Linked DNA regions of Homo sapiens: region 2 is linked to region 1. A link is a contact called in ENCODE Hi-C or POLR2A ChIA-PET data. All regions are on one chromosome and are shown on one strand. The core of a region is the stretch at or near the end of the contact, and the rest is flanking DNA. Distances in the headings are between cores, read along the strand shown.

The links. Hi-C counts contacts between places; a loop is a spot of excess contacts on that map. ChIA-PET counts read pairs that join two places held with the same protein, here RNA polymerase II (POLR2A). Pooled maps may share reads with other maps.
Region 2: a loop to region 1 is called in a pooled map, with 4 times the contacts of the local background. The contact joins two enhancer-like sites. A Hi-C loop is called at or near these places in 3 of 37 single-sample maps with no recorded cell type and 3 of 50 pooled maps. POLR2A ChIA-PET finds 5 or more read pairs at or near these places in 2 of 52 experiments (HEK293T and activated CD8-positive, alpha-beta memory T cell).

The regions. Positions count from the first base shown.
Region 1 is chr11:64,848,841-64,856,388 of GRCh38, reverse strand. EHD1 (EH domain containing 1) reads left to right here. Exons shown (of 5, transcript NM_006795.4): 4 at 903-1,067; 5 at 1,532-4,747. The coding sequence ends at 2,056. Among named protein-coding and RNA genes, the nearest start is that of CDC42BPG, 8.0 kb to the right of the region's middle. RefSeq lists enhancers at 1,312-1,371, 613-1,812, 1,060-2,058, 4,375-4,504, 4,675-4,724 and 1 more and a silencer at 2,655-2,714. Within about 2 kb of position 4,502, at least 9 of the 41 ENCODE cell types and tissues checked have a DNase peak (open chromatin) inside an H3K27ac peak, as active enhancers do.
Region 2 is chr11:66,123,180-66,130,727 of GRCh38, reverse strand. All of the region lies in intron 1 of PACS1 (phosphofurin acidic cluster sorting protein 1), which reads right to left. Among named protein-coding and RNA genes, the nearest start is that of PACS1, 57 kb to the right of the region's middle. RefSeq lists a silencer at 3,217-3,276 and enhancers at 2,727-3,386, 3,636-3,930, 3,877-3,936. Within about 2 kb of position 4,472, at least 29 of the 41 ENCODE cell types and tissues checked have a DNase peak (open chromatin) inside an H3K27ac peak, as active enhancers do.

The DNA.
Region 1 (7,548 bases), core at 3,253-5,752:
GGATTTTTCAAATCCTTCGTCATCCGAGCTGTGATGATGGAGTGGAGCGTGGCACGGGCCCATTGGAGTTCTGTGGGCTCCATCGGCACTCAGCAGGGATTTGGACGTGCAGGCTGGTGGGCCCTGCAGGAAGCCTGCTCCCTGCTCTGCTGCGTGGGAGGGGGCAGCTCGGGGGAAGGGGGCTTGCAGAGAAACAGAAGAACATGGGCTGTGGGGCACCTTCAGCAGCCCGGGGTTCCAATCCCAGCTCCTCCATGTGGGAGCCAAGCACCCCAGGCAGCCTTTCCCAGCCTTGCTTAGGGCCGGGTTGGGAGAATCCCACCCCGCAGGGCTGTGGTGAGGGTTGAACGGAGGGTGTGTGGTGAGGGTTGAGCGGAGGGTGTGTGATGCGTGGTGAGGGTTGAGCGGAGGGTGTGTGATGCGTGGTGAGGGTTGAGCGGAGGGTGTGTGATGCGTGGTGAGGGTTGAGCGGAGGGTGTGTGATGCGTGGTGAGGGTTGAGCGGAGGGTGTGTGATGCGTGGTGAGGGTTGAACAGAGGGTGTGTGATGTGCCCAGTGGTACACGACAAATTGCCTTCTTTGGGTTGACAGACTGGGTTTTACTCTTCCTGAATCATCACAATGATCCGTGCAAGGCCAAGGCTGTTGTCTTCTGTTTCAAGTGCGTTTTCCTGTCCTGTCCTCTGTCCTGTGGCAGTGGACAGCTGTGGCTCTTGCCAGATTGTGTCTGCTCCTAGGACTGTGGGAGCCGGTGGTGGTAGCGGCCTTGAGCTTGACCCATCCCTCCTGCTTCCCTGTTCCTGAGCGAGCACCTTGGAGTATCCTTGGAGTGTCCTTGGAGGCTCTGCTCTCGGGGGCAGCCTGGGCCAAGAGAGCGCCTGATGCTCACCCCGTCCTCACAGGTTCACGCCTACATCATCAGCTCCCTCAAGAAAGAGATGCCCAATGTCTTTGGTAAAGAGAGCAAAAAGAAAGAGCTGGTGAACAACCTCGGAGAGATCTACCAGAAGATTGAGCGCGAGCACCAGATCTCCCCTGGGGACTTCCCGAGCCTCCGCAAGATGCAGGTACGGCTGTCCCGAGGCCCCATGCAGGCTGGTGGCCATCAGGGCAGAAGGAAGGCCCAGGGCACTGGATTTGGAGGGAATCCCATCTCCATGGGGAAGGGCCTCCCTGAACGGAAGCAGCTGGGTTAATCACCAGCACCCCACCCAACTCAGAGTTGACCCAGGCGGTGACACTGCAGAGGGGAATGTGGTGACTCACCCTGCGTGGTGGGGGGAGGGCAGGGCCATGCCAGGCGCTCTGGTGCCCTGTCCATGAATCCTTGCCGCAGCCCTGCAAGGAAAGAGCTGGAGGTGCCTCCTGTGTACAGGTTAGAGAGCCAAGGGCCAGATGGTTTTGCCGAGTCGCCCCTGCTAGTGTGGGGGAGCAGCACTTTATGCTTGTGAAGCCCTGACTGGAACCACTTGGCCTGGAGTCTGGGAGGGGCCTCCCTTCCCAGCCCTTGTCCTTCCTCCCCCGCCCACAGGAACTCCTGCAGACCCAGGACTTCAGCAAGTTCCAGGCGCTGAAGCCCAAGCTGCTGGACACGGTGGATGACATGCTGGCCAACGACATCGCGCGGCTGATGGTGATGGTGCGGCAGGAGGAGTCCCTGATGCCTTCCCAGGTGGTCAAGGGCGGCGCCTTTGACGGCACCATGAACGGGCCGTTCGGGCACGGCTACGGCGAGGGGGCCGGCGAGGGCATCGACGACGTGGAGTGGGTGGTGGGCAAGGACAAGCCCACCTACGACGAGATCTTCTACACGCTGTCCCCTGTCAACGGCAAGATCACGGGCGCCAACGCCAAGAAGGAGATGGTGAAGTCCAAGCTCCCCAACACCGTGCTAGGGAAGATCTGGAAGCTGGCCGACGTGGACAAGGACGGGCTGCTGGACGACGAGGAGTTCGCGCTGGCCAACCACCTCATCAAGGTCAAGCTGGAGGGCCACGAGCTGCCCGCCGACCTGCCCCCGCACCTGGTGCCGCCCTCCAAGCGCAGACATGAGTGATGGCGCCCGGCCCCGCACCTGCCATTTGCACGCCCGGCCGGGAGGCAGAGACGGGGGGAGGGGAAGCCTCACCATTTCTCAAGGTCCATAAAGACTGAGCGGATGTTTCCTCGCCTCTCGAAAAGGAAAACCACCATCTTTCTTTTAAGGCTGTTCCTGGGCCTGGCGGGGGAGGCAGGGGTGAGAGGATGGAATTGTGTGCACAAGAACTGTGGCTATTTTAATATATAACGTTAGAGGCTGCGTTCTTTGTCGCCGCCTCCCCTGTGTGCCAGCCCTGTGTGCACGGCCTCTGCCCCCCGGCCTTTGCTGTGGCTGGAGCTGGACAGTGCAGCGACTGCGACCGTGGGGGAGCCAGGTCGCCCTTTTGGCAGCTGCTAGGCTGAGGCTGCATGGACAGGAACACCAGGCACCCTCCGTGTGCTTCTGAGCTGAGGTTGCTTCACGGGACCGTGGCTTCCTTCCTCACCTGGCTCTGCCTCCCCCGTGCTCTCGGGCGAAGTGGGTTCTTGTGCCTTCCCCTCCCGGGCCCAGGCTCCCCGTGCGCGGGCCCTGCCCTTTCCTCCCGCGCCCCACCGGCTCCGACGCGCAACCCCGCTCAGCAGTCACAGAAGCAGGGCCCAGCCACCTTGGTCTTTTTTTGGGAGTTCAGGGGAGTAGGAGAATGTCTTCCAGAAAAATACATAAGCTAGTTTCTGTTCTGTAAAGTGATATCTTTCATACTTGACCAAAGTTCCCAATAACTTCCCAACCACTGTTCAAAAGCTGTGATTTTTGTCTCCCCTTCCCACCCTCCAGCCAAGGAGCAGCCCTGCCCAGGGGGCATTAGGTGTGGGTACCCGGGGAGCACCCCGTTCCTGGACCCCAGTGTTGCATTTCCTGGCTGAGGAAGGGTGGTCATCCCAGCTCCTGCCCTACCCTCTCACTTAACTGGAGCTTTGGGACGCACCCTCCACAGTGGGAGGTGGTGGTGGGTGGCGGTGGCGGGGCCTCACGACAGCTTGGTGCTGGTAAGAGGAAGCCCGTGGTTCTGGCTAGGCTCTCATGTCCAGACAGCGGGGACCAGGGGAAAACCCAGCCCCTTCTGTAATCCCCCTTCATTTCCTACCTTCCTTCCTCCTCTGTTTAGCAAAGGAGGGCAGCTCACTTGGATGTCCTTACAACGCCCCTGGCCCCCAGGTTGAGCAATAAGAAACCAGAACCTTGCGGCCCAGTGGCCCGGGCCAGTTCAGGCCGCCTCCCCCTCCTCTGCCTGGGGCCATTGAGCCCAGCCTCCAGGGCCCGGGCGCGTTTGCAGGCCAGTGGCCACTGTCCGGGCTGTGATGGCACCAAGGCAGGTGGAGCACCAGGTACCACACAGCTGGGCTTCCCACCAGGCTTTCCCGCGGGGGTCTCAGGGAGCTTCTCCCCAGCGCTGCTCGGAGTCTGCAGGAACTGGCCTTGTTCTCCTTAGCCCGTCACTCCATACAGTATTAGGTGAGGATGGATGCGGGCGCTGTCCTTGCCGGGAAGTCACTGTTGAAGTTGCAGTGGCTTGTTCACACCTGTGGGAAGAGAAGTGAAGACTTTCTCCTTGCATTAAAAAGTCTGAACTGTGCGAAAGCTTCGGGTGCTTCCTTGTCTTTTCCAGGGGCAGCAGTCCTGGGCCATCCTCCCCTGGTGTCTGAGGGGGTGATGCCAGCAGGGACAGAGTGGCAAGGCAGCCGGGGCAAGGTGACCAACCCTGCCCAGTCCTGCTCTGCTGGGCAGTAGCTGCCCCCTCCTACTAAGAGGGCCAGGCCTGTAGGGAAAAGGGTTTCTGGGGTGATGCCCCCTTCCCTGAGCAAGGTGGGAGCTGAGCAGTTCACTTGGGGTGGGGAGGGGGGAAACAGTTGGGAGGATGTTGATAGCTGAGGCCTAGGCTGGCACCCCTCAGCCACAGACGGATGAGTGGGCACCTGCAGGCCCTCGGCACTGGGTGGCATCAAGTAAACAAGGGTTTCTGGGCTTTGGAGCCAGACTGGCTCCTTGCTAGCCCCAAGGACGGTTTAAGTACAGGGAAGCCGGGCCTCTGAAGACAAAGCAGATAGCCTGTGACAAACATGCAACTAAGGGTGGGGCCAGTCAGGCCCAGGTGATGTCACAGATGGGGGACTGTTTATACCAGCAGAGGGAAGGGTGACTGATTAGTGACCCTTCATAAAAGGGTGCAGACTTGAGGTGCCATGGGTAGAGGCTGCTCCAGCCCCTCTGGCAGAAGGCAGGACAGAAACAAGTTCCTGAGGGTTTCAGGGACCCAGTTGTGTGCTCCGAGCCTAGCTGGTGTGGTGGTGTCTGGTCCTATGACCAGCACTTGAGGTGCCAGTGGATGCTTCAGTTGCTGCAGGGCTGGCCGGCCCTCCCTGCGTCACTCAGCTGCCACCTGTGGGCATTCACCCTGTGCCAGGTGGAGCTGCGCTGTCACGATCTGAGGAAGTTCATGTTCCCCCATTTCACAGAGGGAGAGTCCGAGACTGAGGACTGCCGAAATAACAAAGGTGGTAGAAGCAGATGCAAACCAGGCCGTCCAACTCCAGCGTGCTTTCCATCAGGTTACTAATCCAAAGCACACACTAAGAGGAAAAAACGGTAGATCCCCCCAACCCCACCCTTAGACTGCAGCTGTACTCAGGGCTGAGAGACCCACATTAAAGGTTAAATGCTGTCACTCCAGCCTGGGGTCCTGAAAGCTTGGGGCAGGGGTCACCCAAGGGAGGTGGAGCATTTTTGTTCAAGCTGTGAGCACATTAGAGAAGGCACAGAACTTAGCAGTGCCCCTGAACTAGGAGGAAGGGAAGTGCTGCCTGGCCGCCCGCTCTCCTTCCCGGAGCACTCCACCTGCAGGGCTCTGTGTGGCCACAGAGGGGCTGTGAACCCCCTGGGGCTGCCCCAGGAAGCGCCTGCTGATCTGAGGCTTGAAAGGGGCTGAGGGCAGGTGTCTGCCCCAGAGTTCATAGCCCTGGTTTCGGTTCTACAGGTTGGGGATCATCTTTGGGCTCCGACCGGGGTTCAGGGAGGACCAGAGGATGTGGTCAGAGATGTGGCCGCCCACCTAGAGGGCTAGTCCCAGCCCTCGCCTCCTCCCTAGATCCATAGCTGGCCATGACCCTGGGGAAGAAGCCTCCTCTTCAGAGGCTGGCCTGGGGCAAAGGAGGGGCATTGCCACCCAGCTACCAGAGCCCGTGGACTGAGGCCTTCAGGGCAATCTGTCGCCCACGCAGCACCTCACAGCCCAGGACCCAAGAGGCAAAGGGCCCGCCCACTGCCTCTGGCCATGCACAGCTGTTTTCTATGTTGCAGTTCCTTGTAAGATCTCATTCAGAATAAACATTTCTGGCTGGGTTTGGTTCACACCTATAATCCCAGCACTTTGGGAGACCAAGGTTGGGGGTGAGGTGGGGTCGTGTGAGGCCGGGAGTTCAAGACCAGCCTGGGCAACATAGTGAGACCCGCCCCCCCCCCCGCCCCCACACCATCTCTACCAAAACAAAAATTAGCCAAGAGTGGTGATGGGTGTCTGTGGGTAGTCCCAGCTACTTGAGAGGCTGAGGTGGAAGGTTCACTTGAGCCTGGGAGTTTGAGGCTGCAGTGAGCTATGATGGCATCACTGTACTCCAGCCTGGGCAACACAGTGAGACACTGTCTCTATTTAAAAAAAATTTTTTTTAAATAAACATTTCTTCTCCTTAGAAAAGAAGTTAACCACAAATCCAGTCAGTGCCCTGTTCTTATCTCAAATGGGTGTTCTAGAAGAATAGACCAGTAAAAAATAAATAATGGCCGGGTACGGTGGCTCACATCTGTAATCTCAGCAATTTGAGAGGCCGAGGAGAGTGGATCACATAAGGTCAGGAGTTTGAGACCAGCCTGGCCAATACGGTGAAACCCTGTCTCTACTAAAAATACAAAAATTAGCCAGATGTGCTGGCTCTCGCCTATAATGCCAGCTACTTGGGAGGCCAAGGCACAAGAATCGCTTGAACCCAGGAGGCAGAGTTTGCAGTGAGCCAAGATCGCACCATCGCACTGCAGCCTGGGCGTCAGAGCAAGACTACGTCTCAAAAATAAATACATAAAATAAATCAAATGGGCTAGTCATAGGACTTGCCCGGCCACGGCCAGCAAGGTGGTGAGAGTTGGGAGGTGAGAACATCCGGCCACCACTCCTGTGTTAAAAGCGCACCAGGTCTGGCAGCACGTGGAGGGCAGCCTTGGGGAGACCGCCCTGAGTTCAACTCCCAGCTCTGCCACTCTAGCCAGATCTCTTCCCCCACTGAGGCCATTTCCTCAAGCCTTAATTCAGGAACAGATGTGGCCCACAGAGGCAGAGCCCGAGGACACCCACCTTGAGCGGCCTTTGCCAAGCACCCCAAGGAGGTTAGTCGGGTGGGGTGCAGGGAGCAGGGCACCTCACCCAATACCCAGAACAAAACAGGCCAGCCCCTCCCTTCCCTGAAGCAGCTCCCAGACTCAGTGGCGCCTGTAGGCTAGTGAGGTGGTGGCCAAGTGGGCTCGGGCCTGGCTTCCTGTGCACCCAGAGGGACTGATAATTGTAAAACCACATGGGGCTGCAGCCGCTGCAGAGCGTGGGAGCCCCTATGGCTTGTTGGAACACTGCAGGGAAGGTTTTTGGAAGAAAAACCAGGATGATGAAACCACCATATGTCCACCCATTTGGAGCTTTGGACTTTTCATAGGACACGCCCCTGGTGCTGGGCAGATGGGGTTGGGGAGGGGGCTGCCAGGACTAGCTGGGGGACTGGGGGGTCCACACCCCTAGCATTTGCATCAGCTCCTTCCCAAAGCCATCCCAACAGACGCACCTTCAAATAAGAGCCAGGCATCTGAGGCTCAAGGGTGGGCTTAGGGAGCTCCCCGGCTCCAATCACATTGCCGCCCGTGCTCCTTCAGAGAAAGGTTGGGACGGCCATTGGTGGCCATACTGGGAAGCTCATTTGTCTCTCACACCTGAACAGGTGCAGTTCTCCATTATACACAAAAAGACAGCGTCCAGAGAGTGAGGAAGAGATCTACCCAAGGCCCCACGCCTGGTCAGCAGCGGGCAGGGCTGCAGGACCCAAGGCCAGCCTCTCATGTCCTGACCTCCTGGGTAGGAGCGGGCCACTATGCCATGTGCACGTTTCCAGAGTGGCTAAGGGCAGGGGGCGGCCGCCATTCCTGCCAGCCCTGAAGAACCATCTGGTGGGAGCTGCTTCCCGAGGCCACGGCTGGAGACTCTCATCCTAGGCCTTCCCCTGAAGGCTGATTCTCAGGACTTTGAGGAAGGGGGCGCTCCAACCCTGGGCTCAGCAGCCCTCCAATGTGGCCAGGATGCCACAGACCTGGGCAACCTGCCTTGTGTCTGGGCTCCCAGCCACAGAGGGCTATGCCCTTGGGGGCAGACACAGGGTTCCCTGCCACTTCCTCATGCTGGGTTCTCAGGTCCTCTCCCTGCCCCAACACACCTGCCCTCT
Region 2 (7,548 bases), core at 3,223-5,722, 1.3 Mb before region 1:
AATAAAACGCAGTAGACAGAGCAATAAAAATACAATGCAGTGGCTAAAAGCACCATATAAACACAACACCAACAGAACTGAAAAACATAGTTTTAAATGAAGAAAGGATCAGAATGAGAATTATCATGTAATACTATTTATATAAATTTACAGAAAACACCATGTAAGAATACATATATATCCAAGGATACATATTAAACACATCAGAGAAGATGCTAATGGGAGTGGGATGGGAATGGGAGAAGAGATACAAAGTGACAACAGAAAACAATAAAAACATCAGGGACCCTTGCAATGTCAATATAATGGTATTGTAAAAATAACACATTTTTAATTGGAAGAAAAAGTAACAAATTCAAAGGGGCAGAAGGAAGTTTCCTTCTGCTTCAACTCTCCTTTCCAAACTGTTTGACATTTGGTTCATTTGACTTACCAGGTAAGGAAGGGGGCTAGAGGGGAGGGAGGGAGGAGGCCAACATGTATAAATGCGGCCTACTATATTGCATCTTGCACCCACTTTGACCATGGCATTTGTCATGCTGCTGAAATTATACATATACACAGCTATCTTCTCACCCTGAAAGTTACATCCTTAAGGGCAGGACTGTATCATATTCATCCTCATGCACCCAAAACCCAACTCGGGGGATGGTGCAAAGAATACATTCAATAAATGCTGACTGGCTGACTGGTTGGTTGGTTGGTAGACTGGATGGAAAATAAATCAAAATTATAATCCAGCTGAATTGTTTTCAGCTCAGGTGTACCCTTAGTGCTTGACTATTATAATGTAGCCAATTGAATGTTTAAAGAATTATCATAAATGGGTAGATGTCCTCCTAACATCATTTATTCTAGCATAAAAATGCATGTCCTTTTGGATGGCAGACACATGGACAAACATCACAAAATTCAAGCTGACTCTACAGCTGCAAGGAGAAATTAGAGACACTACTGCAAAATCAGAAATATGAACGATAAAGTTAACTTGAGGTGAAGGGAAAAATAAAGATGCAGCACAAGCCAGGTAATCCCTGCTGCCTGGCAGTGCTGGGTGCCTCACACTTCTGACACTACTGATTCCACACTATGTGTATAATACACAAAAACCCTTCTTACTGGCCAAGCACAGTGGCTCACACCATTATCCCAACACTTTGGGAGGCTGAGGGTGGATCACTTGAGCCCAGGAGTTCGAGACCAGCCTGGGCAATATAGTTAGGCCCCGTCTCTATTTTAATAATAATAATAATAATAATAATAATAATAATATTTTTTAAACCCTTTTTTTTTTTTGATATGGAGTCTTGCTCTGTCACCCAGCCTGGAGTGCAGTGGTGCGATCTCAGCTCACTGCCACCTCCACCTTCCAGGTACAAGTGATTCTCCTGCCTCAACTTCCTAAGTAGCTGGGATTACAAGTGCGCGCCACCACACCTGGCTAATTGTTGTATTTTCAGTAGAGACAGGGTTTCACCATCTTGGTCAGGCTGGTTTTGAACTCCTGACTTCAGGTGATCTGTCCACCTCGGCCTCCCCAAGTGCTGGGATTACAGGCATGAGCCACCACACCTGGCCCCTTCTTACTAACTTTAATCAATTTTTAAATTGACATTACAGTATAATTTACATACAATAAAATACACACATTTAAATGAACAGTTTGATTAGTTTAAATGTACGTACCCATGAAATCACCATCATAGCCAAGACGCAGATCATTCCCATCACCCCAAAAGATCCCTTGTGCCCCTCTGCAGCCACGCCACCCCTTTACCCAGGCTCCAGGCAACCACTACTCCGTCTTTTGTCAAGATATCTCACTCACATTTTTTTTTTTTTTTGAGATGGAGTCCGGCTCTGTTGCCCAGGATGGAGTACAGTGGCACGATCTCGGCTCACTGCAACCTCCGCCTCACGGGTTCAAGTGATTCTCCTGCCTCAGCCTCTTAAGTAGCTGAGATTACAGGCGCATGTCACTACGCCTGGCTAATTTTTGTAATTTTAGTACAGACAGGGTTTCCCCATGTTGGCCAGGCTGGTCTCGAACTCCTAACCTCAGGTGATCCACCCTCCTCAGCCTCCCAAAGTGCTGGGATTACAGGCATGAGCCACTGTGCCCAGCCCTCACTCACTTGTTAAATTTTAAAATTTAATTCTAAAATTTTCAAACATATACACAGTAGAACAGTAGAATGAGCCTAGTTTGCCCAACACCCAGCTTCAACGATGTTTAATGCATAACCAGTCCTGTGTCAGTGATTCTCCCACCTACTCCCTTGCCTGGGCTATTCTGAAGCAAATCACAGACAGCATTTCTTTTCATATGTAAATATTTCAATATGTATGTCTCTTTAAAGGATATTCTTTTAAAATGTATCCACAATTTTCACACTTAACTAACAAATTTTTTAAATTTAATTATTTGTTGTCAATATTCAATATAAGATAAATTTCCTCTTGTCTTTTTTGGTTTGTTTTATAAAATAAACTTCTTAATACCATTAATACCATCAAATAATCAGTCAGTGTCCACATTTCCCAGATTGCCTCACATTTTCTTCATTTTGTCTGAATCAATCATATATGACTATTGGTTCATTCATCTCTTCAATCTCTTTTTATCTATAGAGGCTTTTTTCTCACCTTTTCCCCTTATGATTTATTTGTTGAAAAAACTGTTCTGTTTATCCTATAATGCAGTTTGGAATTTGCTGATTCTATCCCCAAAAAGCCATTTACAATGTTTCTCCATCCCTCGTATTTCCTATAAATACACAGTAAGATCTAGGCGTTTTATCAAACTCGGGGTCTACTTTAGCAGCAAGGCTGCTTCACAGGTGGTGGTGTGCACACATACCAGGACATACATACAATGTCCCATATGCCTTTTTCTGTCTCACTTTTTGAAAAATACCATCTTTTCCCTCAAGTAACTAAAAACAAAAGCATTTATTGTAGAGTATTAGGACGATTTAATCTAGAAAAGTGTCACAGGACATCAACTCCCATTTAACAGACTGATTCTGGCCTACAGTGTTCCTACAAAGAGACAAGCAGTCCTTGAGCCGCTGTCTGAAATACACACAGTTCTGCCCACCACACTATGTCTGTCGCTTATTTTAAGTTACACACTGAACGTACCCTGATGCACTTGTCTTTGTGTGCATGTCTTGCTCCCCAGTTACACAGAGAAGAAGCCTTCTTACACCTCTTCAACATCTCCCATGAGCACCCTGCACACAGACAGCACGTATGAGTGAGGAGGACCAGGCGGTTCTCTGCTAAGGGGAGGCTCTTGATGCAGTCGGGCCCACTGGTTCTTCTCCACTTTCCTCCAGAGTCAGGATCCTTTCCACTTCCCCAACCGGAAAACAGAGGCACAGAGAAGAAACAGGAACGGTGAAGCAGGGGAAGGTTGCACTAAGAACTCAAAATTCACCGGGGGTTCAGAAAACCTGTTGACGTAAATGTGTTTCTACTTGAATGCCTCCTCCTTCCCTTCGGGGAGACATGTGAGTCTCAACACTGAGTCTTTGAGAGAAGGGACTACAGACATTGTGTAGACAGGAACCAGAGGGCCTTCCCGTTCTCCTTGTCAGGACAAGTCCCTGCTTGACAGCTAAATAATTACTAAGAGAACAAGAATCAGTTAGAGAGAACCCATGATGAGCTTGGGATGGGAAAGAAAAGAAAGTCGTTTACATCCTAACCTCACTGCAGGCCTGCAAAGACGTGGCATGCAGGGAAGTTGGAGTCATAGGCAGAAAAGGCCTCCCCTTCTTCCTGCTTTGATGAAAAGCTCCTCCACCCGCAGCAGTGTTGCACTAATAGCGACGAGGCCCTTGCTGCCAGTCACCTCCCACTCTTCTCTCTGCTTGGCTGGCTCTTTACTGCCTCCAGAAATAAAAGCTAGAATATGATACTTATTATGCTAATAATCACTCCCTAGTAAACATAAGTTCCAGAAGCACAAGCCTCTGCTTACAAACAGCATAACTGCCAATGCAAAAGGACATCACTTCTCCCTCATCCCCACCCCCACCTAGGACAAGTGCAGATTAAATTAACAATTCTCAAAATTCCCAATGGTGTCAAAAGCATTTAAAGTTGCTGGGTCAAAGATTCACTTTTGCAGCAGACAACCACAAAGGATTTCAGTGTTACATACAGTGGAAATGATTGCAAGAAATTCTAAATAGGGACAGACCAGTAATTTAAATTCATTTTCTAATGGCTAACACTTATTTTTTGTTTGTTTCCCAGTTCAATAGCTGATTCTAAGTCAGGTTCCAATTAAGGAAAACAAGACCCAGTTTTCTGGTTCCACTGGGATTTACTTGTTCAGGGATTACCTGTCTGCCAGTTGTGAACCTGTTGTGACTAACACAAGCGTGTTTCAGAACAAGGAAACACCCTGATTACTGGAAGTCAAGGGCAAAGTAAAGCCCAAAACAAGGAACTCTCACTTTCCGTCTGGTGTGTTCCCCAGCAGGCCACTGCCTCTGTCTCTAACCAGAGATTACTGTATACAACTATGAAACCACTGGTGATAGAAATCAGAAAATAGAGCATGAGAAGCAAAATCCCACTAGTAATGTCGAACACTAACACATAAAGTGGACTACTGAAGCAAATACCTAAAAGCTAAGTATTAGAGTTGCCCACATTTTTTTTTTTTTTTTTTTGAGGCAGAGTCTTGCTCTGTCACCCAGGCTAGAGTGCAATGGTACAATCTCGGCTCACTGTAACCTCTGCTCCCTGGACTCAAGCAATTCTCCTGCCTCAGCCTCCCGAGTAGCTGGGATTACAGGCATGCGCCGCCATGCATGACTAATTTTTGTATTTTTAGTAGAGACGAGGTTTCACCATGTTGGCCAGGCTGGTCTTGAACTCCCGACCTCAAGTAATCTGCCTGCCTCGGCCTCCCAAAGTGCTGGGATTACAGGCATGAGCCACCATGCCCGGCCTGCCCAGATATTTTAAACAGGACTGATTTTCTTCAATTACTTGAATACCTGAATTATCCCAGTTTTCTATTTTATTTTATCTACACAGGCATAGTTAGACACTGGTTAGAGTAAGACTAGAGGCAAAAGACACCCCTGGTTACTCTACTTGAATCTGTGAGTAATGTGTATTTTCATACACTTTGAATTATTTAACATGACTTAGCTCTCTGACCCTGGAAAATCACTCTGAATCCAGAACATCTTCAAAATAGAGGATGGAATAAAATTGCTTCTAAGATCCTTTTGACTTACTTGGTTTATATCTTCTTTACTATGGGATCAAATCCCATTAAACAGCAAGTCAGTGGCTCAAAATATTTCAAATACTAGAACTTCATTGTAGCAAATGATGCTAAAAGTAGAAATTTAATTGCAATAAGATTTGGTCTACGCATTAATTGATGTGGTACTTTAATTTTTTATTTCCGTAGGTTTTTGAGATTTTGGTGCACCCAACACCCAAGCAGTATACACTGTACCCAATTTGCAGTATTTTATCCCTCACCTGCCTCCTGCCCTTTCACCCGAGTCCCCAAAGTCCATTGTATCATTCTTATGCCTCTGCATCCTCATAGCTTAGCCCCTAGATGCTGTATTTTTAAAAAGAATTTATTGTTCACCAATGTTCATAGCAGCATTATTCACAATGGACAAAAGGTGGAAGCCACCCAAATGTTCATCAATAAAGAGACAGACATGGAAAGAAACAGTTCCTCCTCCTCAATGGGATGTTCTGGTGTCTCCCTGTGGCACCTGGAACTGCGACAGGCCACCTGAGACCATGGGGAGCCAGCGGGCAAGCCTGTACTGAGGATGACAAAGCAGGAGGGCAAAATGAACTTGGCTCCTTGATGCCTTTGCCAGGCTGCTCAGTTAACCAGCACTGGACTCACCCTTGCCCCAGACTTTTGTTTTCTGAAATGATAAACATCTGTGTGTTTAAGTCATTGAGCTGGCTTTTCTGTTTCTTGAAGGTGAAAGCATTCTAACTGATGACACACACTGACCTAAGATGTCTGACACACCATGAGACTTATGCAGTAATGAAAGGCAGAGTTTGATCTCCATAATTAACAAACTCACTGAAAGGCAAAATACACCGTTCTTGTCATTAAAATGCAAGAAAGGCTTCAGAGCAGGTAAAGAACAAGGTTAAAGTGCAGTAAGCAGATCCATACATTTAGCCATTCAATACATAAACGTGGACCCAGAAGTTATCCTGAATGAACCAATTATGCCCCACTTCAGAAATATTAGAAGATGATGACTTAAAATACTGTCTTTATGATCACAACAACCCTAACTATATAACTCTAGGTTATATTATTCCCATTTTATAGATGAAGACACTGAAGCAGAGAAGAAGCTGAGTAACTTGCCCAAAGCCATTATGTCCACAGTTTTCTCTGCCTGGAACTCTTCCTTCTCTTCACTTAGCTAATTCCCACACATCCTTCAGGTTTCAACTTAAGCAATCACTCCTTAGGAAAAAGGCTTCTTTTATGTGTTCAGACAAGGTCCAGAGCTCCTATTATGCTCCACTGCACTCCTGTTCTATGGCAGCATTTTGCACACTTGAGATTAAATATTTGTCTTCCCACTAGAATGCCCATGGCCTGAAACAGTTCCGTCTTTTTTACAACTAGACGGTATTGCCAAAGCTGCGCAGAATGCCTGCCCTTGACAGTCTCACAGTCTGATAGCGAGACAGCAAGTAAACAGTTCCTTGGAGATATTGTGGCTTTAGTTCCAGACCACTGCAATAACGCAAGTGACATGAAATTATTTATTTCCCGGTGCATATAAAAGTTATGTTTACACTATACAGTAGTCTATCAACTGTGCAATAGCATTGTCTTAAAAAAAAAAAAAGTATATACTTTAATTTAAAAATGGGCTGGGTGCGGTGGCTCACGCCTGTAATCCCAGCACTTTGGGAGGCTGAGGTGGGTGGATCACGAGGTCAGGAGATCGAGATCATCCTGGCTAACACGGTGAAACCCCACCTCTACTAAAAACAACAAAAATTAGCCGGGCGCGGTGGCAGGTGCCTATAGTCCCAGCTACTTGGGAGGCTGAGGCAGGAGAATGGCATGAACCCGGTAGGTGGAGCTTGCAGTGAGCCGAGATCACGCCACAGCACTCTAGCCTGGGCGACAGAGCGAAACTCTGTCCCAAAAAAATAAATAAATAAATAAAATAAAAAAATAAAAATGGCTTATTGAGCCAGGCGTGGTGGCTCACGCCTATAATCCCAGCATTTTGGGAGGCCGAGGCAGGTGGATCACCTTAGGTCAGGAGTTCAAGACTAGCCTGGCCAACATGGCAAAACCCTGTCTCTACTAAAAATACAAAAATTAGCTGGACATGGTGGCACGTGCCTATAATCCTAGCTACTTGGGAGGCTGAGACAGGAGAATTGCTTGAACCCAGAAGGCGGAGGTTGCAGTGAGCCAAGACCATGCTACTGCACTCTAGCCCGGGCAACCAAGCAAGACTCCGTCTCATTAAAAAAAAAAAAAAAAAGCTAACAATT